Regions from separate parts of the Homo sapiens genome. Here region 1 is linked to region 2. A link is an interaction called in ENCODE POLR2A ChIA-PET data of the cell type or tissue named here. Cell type or tissue: B cell. All regions are shown on one strand. Each heading gives the region's core, and the rest is flanking DNA. Links, peaks and the distances in the headings are about the cores only.

Region 1 (4,380 bases), core at 303-4,302, 230 kb after region 2:
CATGTGATTCTCTGTGGCCAATAAAATGTGAACAGAGGGATATAAGCCACTTCTGAGCAGAGGCTTTAAAGTCATTTCTCAGTTCTGCCATCACTCTTTTTCCTGTGCCTCAAAACCAGCAGTTTCATAGCTGATCTTTCAGCCTGAATCCTAGAATGAAAAAAACATAGAACAGGCTCACACCTACTGCAGGCAATGTGCAACATTAATAAGAACAACCCTTTTTATTATAATTATTATAAGCCACTGAGTTTGGTACCTGTTTGTTACTTGGCATAACCCAGCAAAAGCTGACTGATACAGTCACACTGCATCCAGACCTGGTGGGATGACTTTTTTATCTGAGTCTTCTTTATCCTGGCTTTCCTCCTCAGAATGCTTCCTGGTTCCTAATTGTTTCTCAAAAATGTGCCTCCCAGGAGTCAACATGATGGAGTCTGATCAGCCCAGGGCATGTTGGCCTTCCTTTCCAAGACCTGGCTGTCAAACACTCACAACATGGCTCCTTGAGACTTGGGAAACTTTGTTGCCTGGCAGCCTCACAGCCTGGAACACAGAGCTTCCCACATACAGCTAGAGAAGAATGCCTCCAGGGACCAAAATGACGTCATGAGTCCACATTCTAAAGCTTGAGAACTTGTCCCTGAGGACAGATTTCTAACCTCCTTAGAACCTAATTAGGCTTCCCAACCTGCAATCTAACGAGCTTGGTGATGTGGCTGCCAAGTTTACAGCAGATTCAAAGGTATGAATTAAAGATAAATCAAAATGCCAGGCAACCCAGCAGAATCGACGAAACAAACAAGAGTTGGCTGAGCGCCAAATGGTGTCAGGCACGACCCATCTCACAACCATCTGTAAAATAGGTATTAATGTGCCCATTTTACAGGAAAGGAAACTGAGGCTCAGATAGGTCACTAATTTGACAAAGGTCACAAGCTTGTCAATAAGGATTCAAATGGGCATATGGTAGAGACGATATGAATGGCAGCTCCTGGTGCTGATTTTGGCATTGGTGCTGGTTGAAGGGAAGGCAGAGCCAGCGGGGAGGAAGAAAACCATGAGATGGGAGGGTAGGGGGAGATTTTCAGTGGAACAAGGACCCAAGTGGAGAAGGGATGAGCCCCGGGGTATGGAAGAGTGGGGTACAGGGGAGGAGGGAGCACCTGGGAGCCCAGGGAACCCTGGAAAACCATCCCCACCTCAGAGAGGGCCTTCCTTAGGGCAGGCCATCCCTCGCTGTGCTCCCCAGAAGGCCAAGCCCTAGCCTGGGTGACATGACCTGGCCACTGCACTGCACTGCCTTCCCGGGCTCACACAGCGCCAGGCTCTCACAGGACCATTTGTTGAGCTCTAGGAGTCTGGACCGATTGGCACATATGTATGGACCAGGACAACATCCAGTGCCAGGTTTATTGCTGCCAAGCCAGAATGGAGACTGCTTATGCCCATGGAAATGAACTTGCCAGTGCCGGCCCAGGCACAAGAGCTGGACAACTGCCCCTGGTGGGGGCTGCCCCTTGGAAGAGAGCAGAGGTGCAGCTGGCAGACAGGAGGGCCGAAGAGAGACGGACGGAAGCAGCTAGTGATCCCCTGCTCGGGACCCTGCTTCTGTCCAAGATCGCCTGGGTCCCGTTTCCTCCCGAGGAGGGCACAGAGAGAGCCCCAGGCATTCCTTCACCTGTTCTCTCCAGGGAGGCCCAGAGGCTGCACATTCCCCTCAGGACAGACAAGTGTCCGGCCCAGCACTGCGTGTGGGCACAGACAGGAGGAGGAGTTGGGGCACCAGCATTCTCCATCCAGACACCTGACTAAGACCAGGACCACCTGGCATTTTGGAAACCTTGATGAACACCTTCCCAGGGTTTATCTAAATTATTCTTTTTAACTTTTATTGTGGTGAAATATGTATATCGTAAAATTTATCATTTTAGCCATTCTTAAGTATACAGTCCAGTGACATTAAGTGCATTGTTGTGTGACCATCCCCACCATTCAGCTCCAGAACTTTTTCATCTTCCCAACCAGAACTCCACACTAACCCCCCATTTGCCCCTCCCCCAGCCCCTGGCACCCACCATTCCACTCTCTGACTCTATGCATCTCACTCCAGGTGCCTCCTATAAGTGGAATCCTACAGTATCTGTCCTTTCATAACTGGCTCGTTGCACTTAGCACGAGATCCTGAATGTCTATCCACGCGTAGCATGTGTCAGAATTTCCTTCCTTTTTAAGGCAGAGCAATATTCCACTGTATGGATAGGCCACATTTTGCTTAGCCATTCATCTGTTGATATGGTTTGGCTGTGTCCCCACCCAAATCTCATCGTGAATTGTAGCTCCCATAATTCCCACTTGCGGGAGGGACTCAGTGAGGAAATAGTTGAATCATGGGGGCGGTTTCCTCTGTGCTGTTCTCGTGGTATTGAATAAGTCTCATGAGATCTGATGGTTTTATAAGGGGAAACCCCTTTTGCTTTGTTCTCATTTCTCTCTCTTCCTTGCCGCCACATAAGACATGACTTTGCTCCTCCTTGCCTTCCACCATGATTGTGAGGCCTCCCCAGCCATGTGGAACTGTGAGTCAATTAAACTTCTTTCCTTTATAAGTTAACCAGTCTTAATTAGCTGGGCGTGGTGGCGGGCACCTGTAATCCCAGCTACTCAGGAGGCTGAGGCAGGAGAATTGCTTGAACCCGGGAGGCAGAGGTTGCAGTGAGCCGAGATTGAGCTGTTGTACTCCAGCCTGGGCAACAAGAGCAAAATTCCATCTCAAAAAAAAAAAAAAAAAAAAAAAAAGTTAACCAATCTAAGGCATGTGTTTATCAGCAGCATGAAAACTGACTAATACATCTGTCAATGGACAACTGCACTGTTTCCACCTCTTGCCTATTGTGAAGAATGCTGCTAGGAACATGGGTGTACAAATCTCTTCAACGTCTTGCTTTCCATTGTTTTAGGTATATACTCAGAAATGGAATTACTGGATTATATGGTAGTTCTATGTTTAATTATTTGAGGAACCACTATACCATTTTCCAAAGCAAATTCATCATTTTACACTTTCCCCTGAAGGGCACACAGTTACCAAAGTCTCCACATCCACGCCAACATGTGCTGTTTTTTTTTTTTATTATAGGCATCTGACTGGGTGTGAAGTGGTATCTGGCTGTGGTTTTCATTTGTGTCCTAATGATTAGCGATGCTGGGCATCTTTTCATGTGCTTTCATGTTTTTCTTTGGAGAAATGTCTATTCAAGTCCTTTGCCCATTCTTTAATTCATTTGTTTTTCATTGTTGAGTTGTAGGAGTTCCTTATACATTTTGGATATTAACTCCCTATCAGGCTGGGCGCATTGGCTCACACCTGTAATCCTAGCACTTTGGGAGGCTGAGGCGGGTGGATCACCTGAGGTCAGGAGTTCAAGACCAGCCTGGCCAACATGGCAAAATCCCGTCTCTACTAAAAATACAAAAGTTACTCGGGTGTGGTGGTGCTACTCAGGAGGCTGAGGCAAGAGAATCACTTTAACCTGGGAGCTGGAGGTTGCAGTGAGCCAAGATCACACCACTGCACTCCAGCCTGGGTAACAGAGCAGGACCCTGTCTCAAAAAAAAAAAAGTGTCTGTTGATGCACAAAATATTTAATATTAACAAAGTTCCATTTATCTATTTTTTTTCTTTTGTTGCCTGTGCTTTTGGTATCAAAACCAAGACGTCATTGCAAAATCCAATGTCATGCAGCTTTTCCCCTATGTTTTCTTCTAAGAGTTTTATAGTTTTAGCTCTATGTTTAGGTCTTTGGTCCATTTTAAGTTAATTTTTGTCTATGGTATAAGGTAAGGGTTCAACTTCATTATTTTGCATGTAGATATCCAATTTCTCAGAACCAATTGTTGAGTAAATCATTCTTTTTTTTTCTTTTTGTGAGATGGAGTCTTGCTCTGTCACGCAGGCTGGAGTGCAGTGGCACTCACTGCAATCTCCACCTCCCGGGTTCAAGCAATCATCCTACCTCGGCCTCCCGAGTAGCTAGGATTACGGATGTGCACTACCATGCCCAGCTAATTTTTTTGTATTTTTAGTAGAGATAGGGTTTCACCATGTTGGCCAGGCTGGTCTAGAACTCCTGGCCTTAAGTGATCCACCCACCTTGGCCTCCCAAAGTGCTGGGATTATAGGCGTGAGCCACCGCGCCCAGCCTCATTCTTTATAATTTACTTAAACACAGATAAACACAAAAGCTATGATTGTTGTTCTTACAGAACTGTAAGCCAATACAAATTAAACACAAAACAAACGACCAGTAAAATTCAAACAGCACTAAATTAACATAAGTGATGATGTCATTTTGCTGAAACTAAGTCCCCCATTACTCA
Region 2 (4,380 bases), core at 210-4,209:
GGGCCCTGTGATGTACAAGGTCAGGCAGGAACCCAGCAGAGAGACCCGTTCAGTTAGCTCTGCCTTCACCCGTGGGAGGCCCTGGGGGCGCAGGCAGGCCCTGGTTTCAAGAGAGGAAAGAGGGTAGAAATGGCAAAGGTGGAAGGAGCAGGGCCTGTCCTCTGAAGGGTGGGGCTGGGGGTTGGAGCTGTCTGGTGGGGGAGAGACTAGGGTGAGGAGAGGTCACACCTTCAGAACAACTTTTCCCCACTTACCACCTCAATTTCTCCATCTGTGACATGGGGACTACTCCTGGGGGTGGAGGGGACTTTGTGTTCCTTTAAGGCTTATGAGTGTCTGCTCTGGGAAGACAGGAGAGAAAAGATGAGATGGAGGAAAGTGGACAGCAAATGAAAAAGAGAATATGAAATGAGAAAGGGTAGCTAAAAGAGACACTTCCCAGGGCTGAGATTTGGGACCGAGGTGTTCCCATCAGGCCTGCTTACTCCTCTGTCTTTCAGAGCCTGTCTCCTGCCTCTCCCAGGCGGTCAATTCCTTACCATCTCTGCCTCCCTGTCTCCGTTCATCTCTGCAGTCTCTATTGATCTCTTACATACCTCTGTCTTTCCCTTCTTTTTTACCCTCTATATCTCCCCCTCCCTTCTCAGCCTTGGCCCCCCCATCTCTCTCCAGTTCCCACTCACTGGTATTGATTGGCCTCTAGGCGGTTTCCCTTCCTTTCCTCTCGCCACCGGCTCCTCCCTCCCTCCCTGTGGAACCATAAATTTTCTGCCTGCTCAGAGCTGTGTCAGTCTATATTCCAGATCCAGGGGCCCAAGAACGTGATAGAGAGGGCAGGAGGACGTGGCCTCTGGGGGCCCCAGCCCTGCTCCTGGCATGCAGTCTCTCCTCCAGCACTGCATGGCTCGGGGCCCTGCACCACCGGAAGCCTCCTCTGGGTGCCTCTGAGGACCGCTTTCTTCACTTCTAAAGACCTGGGGGCCAAATCCAGCTCTGGCATGTAGTAGGGATGGAGGACTGGCAGCAGCATTGGGGAGATGTCCTGGGTCCTGACTGCATCCTGGAGCTGGGGGTGGCACATGGGGCTCGTGGTGACAGTTTTTGCTCCCAAATGGAGTTTAGAATCAATAAATAGGAGCCAGCTCTCTCCAGCCCCTCCCAGCCTCCTCTCTCCCAGCCCTCCCCTTTCTCACTTCACCCGCCCCTGCCTCCTGTCCTTTCCTTACCCAGCCCTCCTCCTCACTCCGCTGCACTGTTTCTTCAGCTCCCCCAGGTGCCCTCTCCACCTCTCTCCTCCTTTCCCTCCTCCTCTACCCTCTGCCTTCCCACCCTCTCCCCTGTCCGAGCAGGTTGGTGCATACGACCCGGTGACGGGAAAGGAGTCTCTCTGTGCTTACCTCTGGGGCCACAGGTGCTTTCCAGAGCGTCCAAAAGTTTGGGGGACAGAACCCAATTGGAGGGCATCCTGAAGGAGAAGTGGTTTCCTCAGCTTGACATACGTGGCCCAGGAAGGGTTTTGTCCTAAATGGGACACTCAGTGGGCAGGTGTCCTCTAGACCCCCCATGGAGGGAGAGGTTGGGGCTGGGGGAGGGGCAGTGGTAGTGGAGAGGAAGGATTGGAGGAGTCCAGGAGAGGCTTGTGCAGGGGGCTGGGGGAGCAGCTTTTTGGGGAGGTGGTGGGGAGTTGTACGTGTGTGGCATGTCTTATTCCTGAGTACCTCGAAGGCTCTGGGTGCACTGTATGCTGTGGACCCTATTTTGGAGGGTGAGCTTGGGGAGCAGGGGTGTCTGTGTGTATGTTGGCCATTCATGTCCTGTGATCAAACGTGTGTGTGCACGGATGTATGCCCTGTGAGCATGTGTATATGCTCCCCTGAGAGTAAGTTGGTGTGCCAGTGTCTGTGAGCACATGCATGCATGTATGTGTCTGAGCCTGTGTGCCTACCCGCACACTGTGCCCATATGGGCACGTGGATGTTTCCATACCCAAGCCGATACACATCTCAGTGTGCACGTGCGTTGCGAGGGGTGGTGCAGAGGTGGCCGCCGCGGCATCTCAGCAGGCTGTGCCAGAGAGCATTATTGGGGTTCATCCGGGTGGGGTGGGCGGGGAGGAAGAAAGTGGCCTCTCTTGCTAGCCTCAATCCCGTTCCATTATTCAGCAGGGTCCCTTCTCCAGGAGGGGGGTGCAGGAGGAGCGCGCGCGTCCAGGCGCGGGGGAGGGGCGGGCGCGCGCAGAGGAGAGGAGAGCGCCGAGCGGGCTAGCCAGGTGCCGCGCGGCTGAGCTGCCCAGCGCCGCCCGCAGATCGGGAGCCGCTCTGGTCCCTCCGCCCTGCCCCCTCCTCCTCCCGCGCTTCCCCTCCCCTCTCCGCTCTCCTCCTTCCCTCCCTCCCTCCCTCTCTCCCTCTCTCCCTCTCTCCCTCCCTCCCTCTCCCTTCCAGCCCTCTCAGCCTCTGCAGCAACACTTCGCTGCCTCCATCTCTCCGCCGGAATCTCGCAGGCTCGCGCCTTTCCTCGGCTCAGCCCCGCTCCCCTCCTCTCCTATCCCCTCCTCTCCTATCCCTTCATTCCCCCCTCACCCGGATTTGCTTCCCTTCCCCCTTCTCCCGCCCCCCCCTCCCCCGGCCGCTCCCTCCTTTCCCCCGGCCTCCGTCGGGCGGCAGCGGCAGCAGCGGCGCGGCCGGCCCCAGTCGCCGTCGGTCTCCCGCCTTCGGGGGAACCAGGTCTCCGTCCCTCTTCTCTCCTCCAGCCCGCACCGCCCCGCTCCCCAGCTCGGTTTTTCCGCAGGATTTCCCTCGCTCTCCCCTCCCTGCTTGGCCCCCGCGCTCCCCTCCCTCTCCACTCGGCACCATGCCCCCTCCCCCGGGCGCTCCCCCGGGTTTCTGACGGCCCTCTGCGCCGCTCCGACCCCGCCGGGATGCAGAGAGACCCCTAGCTCCTCGCGATGGACCCAGGCATCCTGGACCTTGGCGTTGCCGCTCCGCGGACCCCCGATTTCCCGGCGGGATCCAGTTGATTTTGTTGGCTCCGGACCGAGGCTTGGGCCCTGGTTTACCTCCGCTTCATCCCTACCCCGCTCCCGGAGCTCGGAGCCGGAGGGGGGCTTCGCGGGGCTGCGCAGCCCCGCGTCCCCGCCCCCGGCCATGGGGCTGTGAGGCGGTCGCCCCCGGGCCGAAATGCCCCCCGGGGGGAGCGGGCCGGGGGGGTGCCCGCGCCGCCCCCCGGCCCTGGCTGGGCCCCTGCCGCCGCCTCCACCGCCGCCGCCGCCACCTCTGCTGCCGCTGTTGCCGCTGTTGCTGCTGTTGCTGCTGGGGGCGGCCGAGGGGGCCCGGGTCTCCTCCAGCCTCAGCACCACCCACCACGTCCACCACTTCCACAGCAAGCACGGCACCGTGCCCATCGCCATCAACCGCATGCCCTTCCTCACCCGCGGCGGCCACGGTAAGTGGCACTGTAGATGCCGGCCACCCGGTTGGCCCGGGGGCGGGGGGCGCTTCCCGTGTGCGCAGCTGGGCCCCCGCGGGCCCCACCCCAGCTGTGCACGCCGAGCCTGGCCCCTCTGCTTTGCGTCCCGGAGCCCCTTCACCTCCAATCTCCAGCTCCCATCATCTCAGCCCCACCCTTGCCTCCATCTCTCCTCTCCCCCATCACCCTCATCTCTGTCTTCAGCACTTTGCTTCCTGGCCTCACCTAAACCTGCTTACCCCTAGGTCTGGTTCATTATCTCCTTCTACTTCCTTACCCTCCCCGCCCTGTCTGTCCTTTCATCCTCTCCGTGCAGCTCTGCCTTCCATTTCTCTTGCGCATCACCTTCTCCATCTCGGCCCCTTATCATCTCTCCATCTGTCTTGCCTCCACCTCTGCCTCACCCTCACCCTTCCATCGCTGGTCTGTCATCTCTCCCCCTTCACCTCTCTCCCACCTCTGTCACATCTGTCATTTCTGCCTCTGACATGTCTCTTCCTCCTTGACCTCTTCATGTATGTCTCTGTTTTACCTCCATCCCTCTAGCAACCTTCCTTTCTTTTCCCATGACTGGCCTTCCATCACCTCCCAACTCACTCCACTGTCCCGCCATTCTCCCATCCTTGTTCCCCTAATCTCTAGTGTCTCCCTTCCATGTCCCCTCATCTCTGCTCTGTCTCTACCTCTGACCCCCAGCATCTCACCTCTGTAGGTCCAGCACTTCCCGTTTCCAGGCTTCCCCTCCTGTGTCAGTCCTCTATCGCTGTCCACTTACAATCACCTCCTATCTCTGCCCCTCATAACCATCTATGGAAAAACTTAACCTTCCTTCTCAGACCCCATCACCTTCTCATTTCCGTCCTTCCTCAGCCCCATCTCAGGCCCCCCATCACTTCATATCTTAGACCCCTAAGA

Evidence for each region. Peaks named below come from ENCODE experiments on the same cell type or tissue, not always from the same donor. Only the 100,000 strongest peaks of a DNase experiment are listed, where the experiment ranks them.
Region 1: POLR2A ChIA-PET joins it to region 2 with 8 read pairs; 4 of 35 experiments call an interaction of 5 or more read pairs at or near these places.

Annotation. Positions count from the first base shown.
Region 1 is chr11:64,416,502-64,420,881 of GRCh38, reverse strand. LOC105369341 (a long non-coding RNA gene) reads left to right here and starts at 667. Exons shown (of 4, transcript XR_001748069.2): 1 at 667-745; 2 at 2,517-2,579. It overlaps LOC124902689 (a long non-coding RNA gene), which reads right to left and starts at 2,746. Exons shown (of 2, transcript XR_007062720.1): 1 at 260-2,746; 2 at 1-150. RefSeq lists an enhancer at 4,185-4,380. In B cell, for the core only: no CTCF peak of the experiment used is centred there; no DNase peak of the experiment used is centred there; H3K27ac peaks cover 1 bases; H3K27me3 peaks cover 287 bases.
Region 2 is chr11:64,641,600-64,645,979 of GRCh38, reverse strand. The region is part of intron 17 of NRXN2 (neurexin 2); the gene reads left to right. NRXN2-AS1 (NRXN2 antisense RNA 1) reads right to left here and starts at 2,131. Exons shown (of 3, transcript XR_001748259.3): 1 at 1,398-2,131; 2 at 1-341. In B cell, for the core only: no CTCF peak of the experiment used is centred there; DNase peaks (open chromatin) are centred at 1,891, 2,015, 3,432, 3,572 and 1 weaker place; H3K27me3 peaks cover 2,959 bases.